Regions from separate parts of the Homo sapiens genome. Here region 1 is linked to region 2. A link is a loop called in an ENCODE intact Hi-C map of the cell type or tissue named here. Cell type or tissue: prostate gland. All regions are shown on one strand.

Region 1 (8,000 bases), 46 kb after region 2:
AAGTGTTGGGATTACAGATGTGAGCCACTGCGCCTAGGCTTTTTCTTTTCTTTTCTTTTCTTTTTTCTTTTTTTCATTTTTTTTTTTTTTTTTTTTTGAGACAGGGTCTTGCTCTGTCACCCAGGCTGGAGTGCAGTAGTGTGATCACAGCTTACTGCACCCCTGCAACCTCTGCCTCCTGCGCTTAAACGATCTTCGCACCTCATTCTCCCAAGTAGCTGGGACTGCAGGTGCATGCCACCACGCCTGGCTCATTTTTGTATTTTAGAGACAGGGTTTCACTGTGTTGCCCAGGCTGGTCTTGAACTCCTGGGCTCAAGTGATCCACCCACTTCAGCTTCCCAAAGTGCTGGGATTACAGGTGTGAGCCACTGCGCCCGGCCACTTTGTGCTTTTCACACTATGTTATTATCTGACAAAGATTCATTGTGTATCCCACTCAAAAGACAGAAGTTTTTTAAGGATACGAACTGACCTGCCCATTTTCCATGGAGTAGATGTTCAGTAAATTTATTTAATTGATTAGGTAGGATCATGTAGAAAGTATCCTGTTGAAGACCGCCAGACTCACAAGTTAATTGGAAGGCGTGAGGTGTGAGTGTTCTTGGCAGCTTTCAATCCTTAGCCTCATCTTTAATCTTCCCGTAGTCTTCTTTGGCTGCTTAGTATCCATCACAGTCATTTATTAGACCCCGTTTTCAGCCTGTTCCTCATTGGTTTTGAGAGGACCCTTGTTGGTGACAAGGTTGGAAATCCTCTGATATATACAGTGTTGTGCTTCTCAGTGCTAATTCCAGCTCTTCCCTTCGTGCATCCAAAGGGTATGATCATTAGAGGGGGCGTGGGGTTGGGGGATGGGTTCTATTCAGGAATCTCTACTCAAGTAACAATCATTTAATTACTGCAAGAACCTTTCAAAGTTGGAAGGAAACTGAGACTTGGAGAACTTAAGCAGTTTGCTACAGTCATGTAGTTTCTAAAAGTGGCAGAACCAGGACATTTGTTTGGTGTCCTGCATGCTCCAAAGTTCATGGCACGGACCATTGGACTGTGCCATAAAAACCTTATGCCTGTTTTTATTTTGAGATGTAGTCTTGCTGCGTTGCGCCGGCTGGTCTCAAACTCCTGGGCTCAAGCAGTCCTCCCACCTCAGTCTGCCAAGGACCTGGAACTAGAGGCATGTACCACGATGCCTGGTTCTATATGTGTTTAAGCAGACAAAAGCTTATTTCTTATTGTCTTAGATCTTAGGTGGGTCTTATATTCAAGTAGCGTTTTTATGGACCTAAGTACACAATACAGAACCTTAGATTAGTGCTCTGCTGAACAGAGTAACACCCTGTCTACAATGACTACCACCTGAAGGTCTTTTTTTAAAATACACCTTTTTGTGTAATTTGACTTTAACCATTCTCAGAATCATGTGTTCATTTCTATCCTGTTGGGGTTAGTGGCCAAAATAGAAGGTTGGTGTGGGGTGGGGAGCTGCTTTGTGCTCAAAAGCTGTTTCTGTGTGTGTGTGTGTTTTGATTTTTGTTTTTTTGAGACAGGGTCTCACTCGGTTGCCCAGTCTGGGGTGCCGTGGCACTATCACGGCTCACTGCAGCCTCAGCCTCATGGGCTCAAGCCATCCTCTCACTTCAGCCTCCTGAGTAGTTGGGACTGCAGTCATGTACCACCACACCCGGCTAATTTTTCTATTTTTTAGAAGAGATGAGGTTTCACCATGTTGCCCAGGCTGGTCTCGAACTCCTGACCTCAAGTAATCCCAGGAGTTCAAGGTTACAATGAGCTGTAATCGGGCCACTGCATTCCAGCCTGGGCGACAGACCCCGTCTATAAAAAATTAAAAAATAATGTGCATGGTGGTGCACGCCTGTAGTCACAGCTATTCAAGAGGTGGAGGTGGAAGGATCACTTGAGCCCAGGCGTTAGAGGTTACATTGAGCAGGGATCTCACCACTACACTCCAGCATGGCTAACAGAGTGAGACCCTGTGTCTAAATAATAATGTATGGGCCCTTTGGATAAGGTAGTGTTTGTGATTTAATGTAAACTGTCTTTTTCTTGTTGCAGAGAAATGCTAACTTTGTCTTCTTCATCCATACAGGTTGGTGACATCGTGAAAGTCACAAGGATGAATATAAATGGCCAGTGGGAAGGCGAAGTGAACGGGCGCAAAGGGCTTTTCCCCTTTACGCACGTCAAAATCTTTGACCCTCAAAACCCAGATGAAAACGAGTGATTGCTGTTGCCCTGTTTCCTGCTGCTTTGTTGTTCTGCCTGTCCTAGTCTCCTTTGAAGTGGGAAAGCATTTTCTCTCATAGGCAAGTCACACTGCATTGCCGAAGTCCAGCTTTCTGCAGACTGGCAGTCGCACACACATTTGGAATGCACACAGCGGCTGCCTCCTGATGTTTGTATCATAGTCGTATTGTCAAAGAGTAGCCGATTTTAGAGTTCTTTTGGATCATAAACTGGAAATACTGATGGAAGCACACAAGTGGAGAGAAGTTGACATGGAAAGGGTCTTCCTTCTCATTGCTGCCCGTTTGTACATGGGACTGATTCTGTTGTGTTCACCAGAGAAAGCTTGAGGCCATGGCGAGATACTGCATGTTTGCTGTTCCACAAAGCAGTGGCTTAGCTGCCATCTTGCTTTTCTTTGGACAACAGGAAGTGAACCTTAAGGAAGAGAGAATTCTGTTCTAAAACTCCAAAATCTGGCTTTTTTTTTTCTTTTGTTTTGGTTTGGTTTTGGAAAACTAATTAATTAGACTTGTGTGGGGGTTTTTTTTTGTTTTGTTTTGTTTGTTTTGTTTTGTTTTTTTGAGACGGTGTCTCGCTGCATCACCCAGGCTGGAGTGCAGTGGCGCAATCTCGCCTTCCTGCAGTCTCCGCCTCCTGAGTTCAAGCGATTCTCCTGCCTCAGCCTCCCAAGTAGCTGGGACTGCAGGCGCGCACACCACGCCCAGCTAATTTTTGTATTTTTAGTAGAGACGGGGTTTCATCATGTTGACCAGGCTGGTCTCAAACTCCTGACTTCAGGTGATCCACCCGCCTTCAGCCTCCCAACGTGCTGGGATTACAGCCGTGAGCCGCCGCGCCTGGCCTAGACTTGTGTGTTCTAAACAGGTTAAGTAGCAGGTTGGGTTTTTATGATAGTGCAAGGAATGACTCATGCCTCTGAGCTTCTAAACTGAAGCTGCTGTAACTAAAGGAATCTGAAAAGAACAACCCTGAAGCAGAGGCCTTTATTGTCTTGGTTGCCAGTAGTACCTTGTTTTGCCATGTAGCAGACAACACACAAAATAATGCAGTTGTGGTGTGCCATGCTATGTGCACAGCCCCTTGGATTACTTTGTTTTAAAAAGCATCAGAGTTGGGGGTACTTTAGGGAAACCTTTGCTTACCTTGTTTTGCCAGTGATAAGAGCAGTGGGTTGGAGGGCACTTGGCCAGTTTTCTGTTCAGCTTTTCAGTGAATGTACCCCTTTAAGGTTCAGACTTAAACTTCCTTAAAAAGTGGCGTTGTTCATAGAATCGTTGGACTCATTAATGAATCGTTCAACTCCACTCACTGAAGCCCAGACCTCCGTGCCCAGGCCCAATCTCGTCAGGCTGCCAGAGAAAGTTGGTGCTGCTCATACTGGTCTCACAGTCTAAGTAAGTGTCTGTGATGCTCCCAAGCAAAGGAAATGCAAGCTCTGGAAATTCGTTAATGTATTTGATGTCTTAGTGTTTTAGTGACTAGGGAGACCATTAACTAGTTTATCATTAACCACTTATCAGTGTATTGATGTTAAAGCATTTCCCTGTTAGCTAAAAGAGGCCTGTTCATACAAGCCAACTGGTATATACGTGTGGTTCATCCATCATCTGCTGCACATAGCAGACTAGAATTCTGGGAACCCTGTGCAATTCAGTCTGCTCTCCCTTGTGGACCCTGGTAAAGAAAAGCCTCAGCTCATAGTGAACACAGCAGACCTAGAAATGTAGCAGCAGCCTACTGAGTAGCTTTCATTTACTGATCATCTGCTGTGACTGTGGCCCTGTCTGGAGGTTCCTAGGTTTTGAGATTTAGAGCAATGCATTCTGGAGACAGAACCAGCAGAACAGCCATTTTTCAATTTTTCTTTAAATCAGTATTCCATCAGGCAGATAACTGCTGTATTCATGAATCTTGAGAGTGTTCCTGAGACAGAATTAATGGTCATTTGGGAAAACTATCGCCATGGCTTCCCATCTGTGGTTTTCCTCTAAAAGCCTTGGAGATTAGCCCTTCCTTGCCAGTGAGAACGGTGACCGCCTCCTGCTCTGCACGGTCTGCGGCAGTTGCCGCTTCTGGTTAGGTGTGTCAGGTTGGCTTATTTTGGGTTCAGGCCTGGCGTAGCACCCACAAGTGGCAGACATATCACAAGAGTCCCCAGACTCTGCCTAGAAACAGTGTTTGCCCTTTGGCCAGTGACGTGGTTCATCCCGGCCCATGTTGAGCCATGAGTGGAGTTTCCAACAGAGGGAGGAATGTGTGCCTTGTTCAAGGAGGGCACGACCCTTAGGCCTTTTTCAACCAGATTTAGCTGAAGGGCTTGACACCTTTGAATTACAGCAGTTGACTCAGAGTGCAAGAAGTCTGGCCATTTTGGAAAGCAAGGTTTCCTTTCAGCCCTGTCTACTGACCAATACCCCGACTCACCTTGTGTGGCGCACTTCAGAATCAGATATACCTAGAGTATACCTGTGGTTTGGTTTTATAATTAATCAGCTCGTTACTTCAGCCCATGAAAATGGCATCCAGGGCTGCCAGGAGATTCAGAGCTCAAAACAAGGCGAGCTTGAGTTCTGCACTCCAGATATGTGCCAAAACTAGTAAAACTTAACGGACTTACAACCTTGTCAGTTTTTTTAATGAGGCAGGGATACTCTGTTTTTCACACTAAACATATGAATGCAGCACTGCTGCCTCAGCTCAGCTTCGTGCCTGGGTTCCCCACTGGTCTGGGAAGACTGTTGTGCTCCATAGAGCAGTGCACATCTGACCCAGAGGGTGGGTGTTCATAACTGCTACTTGCTCTGCTCTACCATGTTTAAAGAAATATTTGGATGTTAAATTAACTCACTATGGTTTTTCACCTGGGAAGGAAACAAATTACGTACTAGAGGGCATTGACTGGTTAAAAACTTGTGTATCCCGGGAAGGACCTGCGGTACAGGAGTCAGCCATGTCTGTGCTGTGTGGAACCACCTGATGACATGGTTAACGAGGAAGACGATGTGTTGACCGGCTGCCGTTTGAGGACTTTGGTCACCCAGACTAGACACCTTCTGTGCTCATGTTTGGAAAGCTGAAAGGGAAGGACAGCTGTGCCCTCCTGGGAGCTCATGTGTCCCTGGCGCTGTGCTAGCTTTCCTTTACAGCTGTTTACAGACAAGGCAGGCCTGAGGCAGATGGCCACTGCTCTTGTGATGTTTGCTCAGAGGAATATGAACATTTTATTTTTGAAAAGGGATGATGTGGTTTTTTGCCAGGTGTTTATAATTAATCCTTTAATATTATGGTTATTAACCTCTTAAACATGAATGAATTCTTGATTGTTTTAACACAGTACCTAAGACTAATGCTTTCTGTGGACACCACTGAGCTCTGCCTCAACTCCACCCTCTGCGACCGGAGGACTATGCCCCTAGTAACTGCTGTCGGTGTGGACGCTGTGCTGGTTCTGTTTTCTAAAGGAGCAGAAGGACAGGTCTCTGAGACAGGATCGTTGTCCCTACAGGAGGAACAGTGGCCTTGCTTCTTAGACGGTCTTCACTGTGTGTTTTAAAACAACAACAACAACAACAACAACAACATAAAACTCTTTTGACCTGTAACTTAAAGATCATAAACTTCAGGCAATAATATTTTCTGTGTAAGCTTTTAAAATTATTTTTGGGGATCATAGCTTGTTTTATTTTGTGCTATAAAATTAACAGTATTAAATGACTTATATTCTTAGAATACATCGAGTGTCTTTTCTTAACAGATTAGTGCCTTTTTATTTTTGTATTCCGTTTTACGTTACTGGTCCCAGCATCAAAACCCTTGTTTCCATGGCCTGTTTGTATATTGTCTCAATAAAACTTGCATCAGCCGGTGGTGGCGGCAGCTTCGGTGTTTCAGTGTCTCCTCAGTCCGCCCCCACTAGCCTCCTGGCAGTTCATCAGTGGTGAAATCTCTGATGCTTCTCAGAGACCCTTAGTGCTGCTGCTGACCAAGAGCTAGAATGAAGTCTTGGCATCCGCCCATTCCAACACTCGGGCACCCAGAGGAGAGCACCTGGGGTCTCCCTCCAAAAGAGAAATCTGCCTCCCAGAGTGTCTGTCTTGTAGGTATTGTATGGGAGCCTAGTGCTTGGCCTTCTGAGCATGAGGCAATAGTTCCCACAGGTTGCACCACCACAGAGAACTTGGATCTTTTTCCTTCTAGGCACCCATATCTGAGGCTTCTAGTAAATATTTCTTCAGCATGAGCTAACCAGGGTTGAATGGTATCAAGCAGAAGTCATGGGAAGTGAGCAGCCTCATTGCAGGTCAGGGCATGATATCTGTGCGGCTTTCTTGAATCCTTTTCTGTTCTTGGCTGTAGGTGGTTCTCCTGATGAACTTTGGGAGACCTCCAAGTGGATTGGCTTGAGGTGTTGGGAGGCCCACTGACACCCCCTCAGCCAGGGCCTTGTCTCTCCTACTCCCAGCTCTCAGTACATTTTATCTTTCACTTCACTGTACTCTATTCCCATGCCTATTTGTGTATTTTGAGGTGCATATTTTCTTGTAAAACCTCAGGAAGCCATTTTTAAAAATTATGGCTGGATGTGGTGGCTCATGCCTGTAATCTCAGCACTTTGGGAGGCCGAGATGGGCAGATCTGGAGTTCAGGACCAGCCTGGCCAACACGGTGAAATCTCATCTCGGCAAAAAATATAAAAATGAGCCAGGCATGGTGATGCAGGCCTGTAGTCCCAACTACTGTGCAGGGAGGGCCAAGGTGGGAAGATCTTTTGAGCTTGGGAGGCAGAGGTTGCAGTGAGCTGACATACCACTGCACTCCAGCCTGGGTGACAGAGGAAGATCCTTCTCACCGCCCTCCCCGCCCCCACCCCCACTAAGACAGTCTTGCTCTGTTGCCCAGAGCTGGAATGCAGTGGTGTGACGTCACCTCATTGCAACCTCCACCTCCCGGGTTCAAGCAATTCTTCTGCCTCAGCCTCCCCTGAGTAGCTGGGATTACAGGTGTGTGCCACCACGTCCAGCTAACTTTTGTATTTTTTAGTAGAGACGGGGTTTCACCATGTTGGCCAGGCTGGTCTCAAACTCCTGACCTCAGGTGAGCCACCCACCTCAGCCTTCCAAAGTGTTGAGATTACAGGCATGAGCCACTGCGCCCAGCTGAGACCCTGTCTTAAAAATAAATTTACCAGCACTTTGGGAGGCTGAGGCACTTTGGATCACAAGGTCAGGAGTTCAAGACCAGCCTGGCCAAGATGGTGAAACCCCGTCTCTACTAAAAATAAAAAAATTAGCTGGGCATGGTGGCGGGCGCCTGTAATCCCAGCTACTCGGGAGGCTGAGGCAGGAGAATTGCTTGAACCCGGGAGGCAGAGGTTGCAGTGAGCCAAGATCACACCACTGCACTCCAGCCCCATGGGTGACAGAGTGAGACTCCATCTCAAAAAAAAAAAAGTTAAAAATTTATTTAAGACAGTGTCTTGCTCAGGCTGGAGTGCAGTGGTAAGATGATAGCTCACTGCAGCCTCCAACTCCTGGGCCCAGGCAATCCTCCCACCTTGGCCTCCTCAGAAGCTGGGATTACAGGCATGACCCTCTGTGCCTGGCCCAGGATATATATATATATATATATATAGAACTATGAGGCTAAAATGTCCCTGGTTCCTACTTTCAGGTTTCTGCTGAATTTGAGAGAAGTCTGTCTTGAAATATCAAAACTGTCACATCATTCTG
Region 2 (8,000 bases):
CCAGCTACTCAGGAGCCCCAGGTGGGAGAATCATTTGAACCCAGGAGGCAGAGATTGCAGTGAGCCAAGATCACATCACTGCACTCCAGCCTGGATGACAGAGCAAGACTCCATCTCAAAAAAAAAAATTAAATGAAAACAGATGGGTGCAGTGCCTCATGTCTATAAATCCCAGCACCTTGGGAGGCCAAGGCAGGAGGATTACTTGAGCCCAGGAGTTTTTATTTATTTATTTATTTTTGAGATGGAGTTTCACTCTTGTTGCCCAGGCTGGAGTGCAATGGCGCAATCTCAGCTCACCACAACCTCCACCTCCCAGGTTCGAGCTATTCTCCCGCCTCAGCCTTCTGAGTAGCTGGGATTACAGGCATGCACCACCGCACCCGACTGATTATGTATTTTTAGTAGAGACAGGGTTTCTCCATGTTGGTCAAGCTGGTCTCGAACTCCTGAGCTCAGGTGATCTGCCCTCCTGTAATCCCAACACTCCCAAAGTGTTGGGATTACAGACATGAGCCACCGTGCCCGGCAAGCCCAGGAGTTTGAAACTAGCCTGAGCAACACGGCGAGACCCTGTCTCCACACACACACACACACACACACACACACACAAACACACACATAAAAAATAAGAATAAAAATAATTAGCTGGGCGTGATGGTCTGCACCTGTAGTCTCAGCTATCTGGGAGGCTAAGGCGGGAGGATTGCTTGAGCCCAGGAGATTGAGGCTGCAGTGAGCTATAATCCTGCCACTGCACTCCTGGTCGACAGAGTGAGATCTCATCTCAAAAAAAAAAAAAAAAAAAAAAAAGACCTGTGTGGTGGCTCATGCCTGTAATTCAAGCACTTTAGGAGGGCAAGGCAGAAGGATTGCTTGAGTACAGGAGTTCAAGACCAGCCTGGGCAACATTGAGAGACCAAGTTCTGTTGTGGGTTGATTTGGCTTTTTTTTTTCTTTTTTAAAATGTGGTTTGTTTCAAGTTTCCCTTCTCCACGATAGGCTAATACTGATCATGTCATTCCACCACTTAAAACTTCTGTTGGGGCCGGGTGTGGTGGCTCACGCCTGTAAGCCCAGCATTTTGGGAGGCCAAGGCGGGTGGATCACAAAGTCAGGAGATTAAGACCATCCTGGCTAACACGGTGAAACCCCGTCTCTACTAAAAATACAAAAAATTAGCCGGGTGTCGTGGCGGGCGCCTGTAGTCCCAGCTACTCGGGAGGCTGAGGAAGGAGAATGGCGTGAACCCGGGAGGTGGAGCTTGCAGCGAGCCGAGATCACGCCACTGCACTCCAGCCTGGGTGACAGAGCGAGACTCCGTCTCAAAAAACAAAAAAACAAAAAAAACATCTGTTGGGGGCCAGGTGCCTTGGCTCATGCCTATAATCCCAGCACTTTGGAAGGCCGAGGTGGGTGAATCACTTGAGGTCAGGAGTTTGAGACCAGCCTGGCCAACATTGTGAGAGACCCTTTCTGTACGAAAAATACAAAAATTAGCCAGCCATGGTGGCAGGAGCCTGTAATCCCAGCTACTCGGGAGGCTAAGGCAGGAGTATTGCTTGAGCCTGGGAGGTGGAGGTTGCAGTGAGCCAAGATCATGCCACTGCACTCCAGCCTGGGTGACAGAGTAAGACCCTGTCTCAAAAACAAACAAACAAACAAATCCCACTTCTGTTGGCTCCTATTAACGTGTCATTTAAGGAAGCCAATTGGCCAGTTTAGGCAGCACATGACACAGTCTCCACTGATGGCCCTGAGTGTGGCCCTGGGTTCACAGGACGAGAGGTGGCTAGCGTCTTACAGGTACTAACCAAAATCACAATAAATCTTATAATCAGAAGACCATTATTACTCATTTACAATAAGAGAGATAACTGACCAGAATGTAAGTTTTCTGATGCGAGCGCAGAGCATTGTGCCTGGCACAGAGTAGGCACTTAAGAAGTTTTTGTAGGATGGATAGTAAGAAAAGGAAGGGAGAGAAGAGGGGGTGGGGAAGGAGCAAGTGAAAGGGGAAAAAAGCTCATTCTCTTTCTGTAGGAAGGCTATTTGAGGAGCCAAGTTAAAATCAGATTGAATAGTGCTTATTCCTCCACTAGACTAAGTACCACCAAGCAGGACCATATCACATTCACTTTGCATCCCCAAGTCTAGCTCCTGGGAGATGCTTAATACAGGTGTGCTGAACCTATTTGTCACTTAAATGTTCATTATCTCAGGATCTTACAAAGGGCTTCTTTTCCTGAAATCCAGCAAGGAGGAGTTTTAGTCCGCATGTGTCTGATTACCCAAAGAAATGTTTCCTTCCGCTTGAAGGCAAAGCCACAGTCTTTCTTTTTTTCTTTTTTCTTTTTTTGAGACGGAGTCTCAGGATCTCAGCTCACTGCAAGCTCCCCCTCCCAGGTTCCTGCCATTCTCCTGTCTCAACCTCCCAAGTGGCTATGACTACAGGCGCCTGCCACCGCGCCCAGCTAATCTTTTATATTTTTAGTAGACACGCGGTTTCACCGTGTTAGCCAGGATGGTCTTGATCTCCTGACCTCATGATCCGCCCACCTCGGCCTCCCAAAGTGCTGGGATTACAGGCGTGAGCCACTGTGCCTGGCAATTTTTGTATTTTTAGTAGAGAAGGGGTTTCACCATATTGGTCAGGCTGGTCTCAAACTCCTGACCTGAGGTGATCCACCTGTCTCGGCCTCCCAAAGTGCTGGGATTACAGGCATGAGCCACCATGCCTAGCAGGAAGCCAGAGTCTTGTATGAGCTCAGTCAAGCACAAGTGGTCCCATTCTTGCTGGTCCTTGCCTTAGGAATGGGCATGTGCCCTGATGGGATGGGATGTAAAGGGAGAGCTCTCAGGTTTCTGGAGGAAGTGCTCTTTGCCCTTAAAAAGGGACACAAGGGCTGGCCTTGGTGGCTCATACTTGTAATCCCAGCATATTGGGAGGGCAAGGTGGGAGGATCATTTGAGGCCAGGAGTTTGAGACCAGCCTGAGCAGCATAGTGAGAGACCTCATCTCTGCAAAAAAGAAAAAAATAAAAGAGGACACAAGGCCAGGCATGGTGGCACATAACTGTGGTCCCAGCTACTTGGGAGGTTGAGGCAGGAGGATTACTGGAGCCCAGGAGGTTGACGCTGCGGTGAATGATGATCGTGCCACTGCACTCCAGTCTGGGCAACATAGTGAGACCCTGTCTCTAAAAAAAGGACACAAGGAAATGACTGTCCTTCTCCCACTGGGCATTGGCATAACTGGATGTGAGGCCTGGGATAACCAGCCAGAGGATGAAGCCAAAACCTGAAAGAAATTAGAACCAAAAAAAATCACACAGAAGCAGACCCACGGCCTGGACATCCTGCATCTTGAGCTGCCTGCTACAGAGTTCATGTTATGAAAAATAATAAATGCCCTTGCGCCTGGCTCAAACTATTTTGAATAGGGATTTCTGATATTGCAGCCAAAGCATGCTAATACAGCTTGTTAGTTAAGATGATTACATCATGAATCCATGGCGAGTAAACTTTTGTAAGACCATTGAGTCACTCTGGTGTTGCAAGTATAGACGGATCTGATTGCCTAATTCCAGGAGGGTTAGGCCCTGACCTCAGTCATGACTACTTTCTGAATAGGCTTGGCACCAGGAATTGAGTGGGAGGAACCTAGGTGATCTAGGAGTTTAAACAAAAATAAAATCTTCAATTTTAGAAGAAAAGATGTCCCAAGAAACTGCTCCATGATGGGTAGGAGATAAAAAAGTGGAAACAGGTACCTGAGCAGGAAAAACTATGTTCATGATTTTATACTAGCTCTTGAGGTTTTAGTCTTGTGTTAGGAAAAGTGGATTTAGGATTAAAGTCTTCTGTCCGTACACAATCTACAGCATTAAAAGATTTTACCCTATCAGATTGGCACATGCCTGTGGGAACAGCTAATCGGGAGGCTGGTGTGGGAGCATCACTTGAGCCTGGAAGTTGGAGGTTGCAGTGAGCCAAGATCAAGCCACTGCACTCCAGCCTGAGTGACAGAGTGAGACCCCTATCTCAATTAAAAAAAAAAAAAAATCTTACCCTATCAAAGATTCGAGTTCAGTGAAGATCCATTATAAAATACTTCCTCCTTCAAATAGAGATGATGATAACAGGCATCGATGCAATACTCTTAGTAAGCATTGACTCTTGGTTGTTTTTTAGTCAAAGATTTCTAATTCTGGCTCTATTACTGAAAGACCATCTGGCCACCCATTATGGTACACAGGTTATATAACAAGAATGCTATGGTTATTGACTGAAAGCCATTTTATAATGAGACACCCTATTGCTATTACATAAAAGGCAGTCTCAGCTATAGAACGAATTCTCCCTTGGTCAGTCACTGTGGTCCTACTAATCATGGAGGGAAAAGATGTTTCTCTCAGAAAATCTAAACTGAGTAGGAAAGCCCCAGGAGGTGCAAGCCTGGTTGCACATTAGAATTGGCTAGAAGTTTTAATAAATACTCATGATAGCCCTTGAACATATGAAAAGATGCTTGACCTCACTCCTAATAAGAGCAATGCAAAATAAAACTACTTTGAACATTTTTTTTCACCTATCAGATTGGCAAGAGTCTAAAAGTTGAACATAAAATTTTATTAATATCCAGTTCTCCTCTACTTCTGAGAATATGGACTATACAATTTCCTGCACCCCCTGAATTTAGGCTTAGCATGTGACTCATTCTGGCCCATAAAATGTGAGCAGAATTAACATATTTTCCTCTGGGCTGAAGGATTTAATAGCTGGTGCTATTAATCAAACTATGGGGATTCTCCAGTTCTGTTCCCCAATTCAGCTACTAAGTGAGAAGGTGAAGTGTTCCATTTGGTGCAGCCTCAGGATGGGGGAGTTTCACCACCCTGGATCTGAGCCGCTGCACCGAGGAACATTGCCCTGTGTCAGAAATAGTTAAGCCACTGCTGCATAATCCCAGCCCATTGTGACACACGCTGTTGATGAAGCTGTGAGTAAACAGGTATTCTCCTATATTGCTGCAATAGTACCAAATGCTAAAAGCATCATGGAGGGCAATTTGACCATAGCTATAGATGCACATTTATCATTTAATCTATCATTTAATTCCACTTCTGGGAATTCATCCTACAGAAATGCCTGCATACATATGAAATGATGTATGCACAAAGTTATACATTATGGCATTGTTTGTAACGAGAGTTTGGAAATAAATATCTAAGTATGGAGACTGGTTAAATAGACTATGGTCTATCTTCACAATGGAATAGTATGCAAATATAAAAACAAACAAACAAACAACAAGGAAACTCTCAAAATGCTGATGTGGAAATTATTCCAGGATATATTGTTAGATTTTTAAAAAGCAAGACGCAGAAGAGTGGATATGTTTCCTTTAGTGTAAGAAAGGGGGAAAATAAAAATATTCTTACATAAACATTTGTGTGATACACAAGAGATGAATAGAAGTAGTTAACTATAGGGTCCTCCAAGTCGGATGGGATGGGAGCAGGACTTCTCAATAAATACCATTTGTATCACTTTATATTTGAACCATTTTAATACATTATTTTTTTTTAATATAGTACTCAGGTCTCCCTGCAAGCCAAATAAATAAATCAGTCTTCTGGGATCAGGACTGGGCTTTTTGTTGTTGTTGTTTTTTTATGCTATGCAGGTGATCAAATGTTCAGTCAGCACTGAGAATCGGTGTTTTAAGCTTCAGTCTCAGATGAAACACGATATCTGAGAGGCAGTTTTTGTGTTGTGGGTATGGGTAGTATTTGGCCTTTGCTCTGTGTTCTAGAACCTAACTCTGATGGCTCAAGTAACCCTTCTGGTTGGAATACTATAACTAGATGAGGGAGCTCCATCTGGCACAGATGTTGACAGTGCTGTGGGATATGCCCGGATCATGTGCCAGGCTATCTGGAACTGAATACTCTGAACTAGAGAATTGGGCTAGACACAGAGATGAAGTAAGATGCAAACCAATATTGAATTTATCAAGGCTGTGTGGTTATAATCAGGGGTCTTTTTTAGGGGAAGACATCTATTAGAAGTTGTGGTAGTAGGTTGGGCACGGTGGCTCACGCCTGTAATCCTAGCACTTTGGGAGGCCAAGGCGGGCAGATCACGAGGTCAGGAGTTTGAGACCAGCTTGACCAACATGGTCAAACCCTGTCTCTACTAAAAATACAAATATTAGCCAGGCGTGGTGGCAGGCGCCTGTAATCCCAGCTACTCAGGAGGCTGAGGCAGGAGAATCGCTTGAGCATGGGAGGCGGAGGTTGCAGTGAGCCAAGATTGCGCCACTGCACTCCAGCCTCGGCGACAGGGCAAGACTCCGTCTCAAAAAAACAAAAAAGAATTTGTGGTAGTGACCTTAAAAAAGTTCTGGGTCACACTGGGAGCAACACAAAAGGCACACATTCAATATAGAAGATTTTTGACCTAAAGTTGGCAAACAATGGCCCATGGGCCAAATCTTGCCCATCAACTCTACCTTTATGGCTTGTGGGCAAAGAGTGTTTTTTTGTTTGTTTGTTTGTTTTGAGATGGAGTTTTGCTCTTGTTGCCCAGGCTGGAGTGCAATGGCACGATCTTGGCTCACCGCAACCTCTGCCTCCCGGGTTCAAGCAATTTTCCTGCCTCAGCCTCCCAAGTAGCTGGGATTACAGGCATGTGCCACCACGCCTGGCTACTTTTGTATTTTTAGTAGAGACAGGGTTTCTCCATGTTGATCAAGCTGGTCTCACCTCAGGTGATCCACCCACCTCAGCCTCCCAAAGTGTTGGGCGTGAGCCACCGCACCCAGTCAAGAGTGGTTTTTACATCTTTAAACGGTTGGGGGGAAAATCAAAAGAATATCTCATGATACATGAAGATTATGTGAAATTCAAATTTCAGGGCCCATAAATAAAGTTTTCCTGGAATATAGCTGTACCTAAACCTATTGGGACAAAGTCACATACAGTGTGGCTGCTTTCCCACTACAATGGCAGAGTTGAGTAGTTGTGGCAGACACGTACCTGGCACTCTCATCCCTTTGTGCTGCTGCTCAGTGCACTACAAGTTGGAGTGCTGCAATTATAATTCAGCAGTATTTTGGCCAGGCGTGGTGGCACACGCCTGTAATCCCAGCACTTTGGGAGGCTGAGGTGGGCAGATCACAAGGTCAGGAGTTCGAGACCAGCCTGATCAACATGGTGAAACCCCATCTCTACTAAAAATACAAAAATTAGCCAGGTGTGGTGGTGGGTGCCTGTAGTCCCAGCTACTCAGGAGGCCGAGGTAGAGGAATCACTTGAACCTGGGAGGCGGAGGTTGCCGTGAGCCGAGATCATGCCACTGCACTCCAGCCTGGCGACAGAGCAAGACTCCTTCTCAAAAAAAAAAAAAAAAAAAATTGCCAATGCACGTTCTTGTATCAAAAGAAGAAAAGTATAATTTTCTTTTTTTGAGACAGGGTCTCGCTGTCTCAATGCCCAAGCTGGAGTGCCGTGGTGTTTAATCACAGCTAACTGCAGCCTTGACCTCCTGGGCTCAAGCAATTCTCCTACCTCAGCCTCCTGAGTAGCTGGGGCCACTATGCACAGCTAATTTTTAAAAATTTTTTGTGGAAATGGGGTCTTGCTATGTTGCCCAGGCTGGTCTCAAACTCCTGACCTCAAGTGATCCTCCTGCCCCAGCCTCCCAAAGTGCTGCGATTACAGGCATGAGCCACCACACCAGGCCAGAAAAGTAGACTTTGGATGTCACACTTTCAAGGCAAAGTGTAGATTATTTTGTTACTGTATACAATTGCAAGGTCGGGGGCGCAGTGGCTCACACCTGTAATCCCAGCTACTTGGGAGGCTGAGGCAGAAGAATCACTTGAACCCGGGAGACGGAGGTTGCAGTAAGCCGAGATTGCACCACTGCACTCCAGCCTGGGTGACAAGAGTAAAACTGTCTCAAAAAAAAAAAAAGCATACAATTGCGAAGTA

The links. A loop is a pair of places that touch in the nucleus more often than their neighbours do. Peaks named below come from ENCODE experiments on the same cell type or tissue, not always from the same donor. Only the 100,000 strongest peaks of a DNase experiment are listed, where the experiment ranks them.
Region 1: a loop joins it to region 2, with 1.9 times the contacts of the local background. A loop is called at or near these places in 24 of 110 quality-filtered maps.

The regions. Positions count from the first base shown.
Region 1 is chr22:20,947,601-20,955,600 of GRCh38, forward strand. CRKL (CRK like proto-oncogene, adaptor protein) reads left to right here. Exons shown (of 3, transcript NM_005207.4): 3 at 2,111-6,147. The coding sequence ends at 2,245. Among named protein-coding and RNA genes, the nearest start is that of LINC01637, 5.5 kb to the right of the region's middle. RefSeq lists enhancers at 3,919-4,420, 4,421-4,920. In prostate gland, a CTCF peak has its summit at 4,704; DNase peaks (open chromatin) are centred at 3,111, 5,401 and 6,501; H3K27ac peaks cover 3,890 bases.
Region 2 is chr22:20,901,240-20,909,239 of GRCh38, forward strand. No RefSeq gene overlaps it. Among named protein-coding and RNA genes, the nearest start is that of CRKL, 12 kb to the right of the region's middle. In prostate gland, no CTCF peak of the experiment used is centred here; no DNase peak of the experiment used is centred here.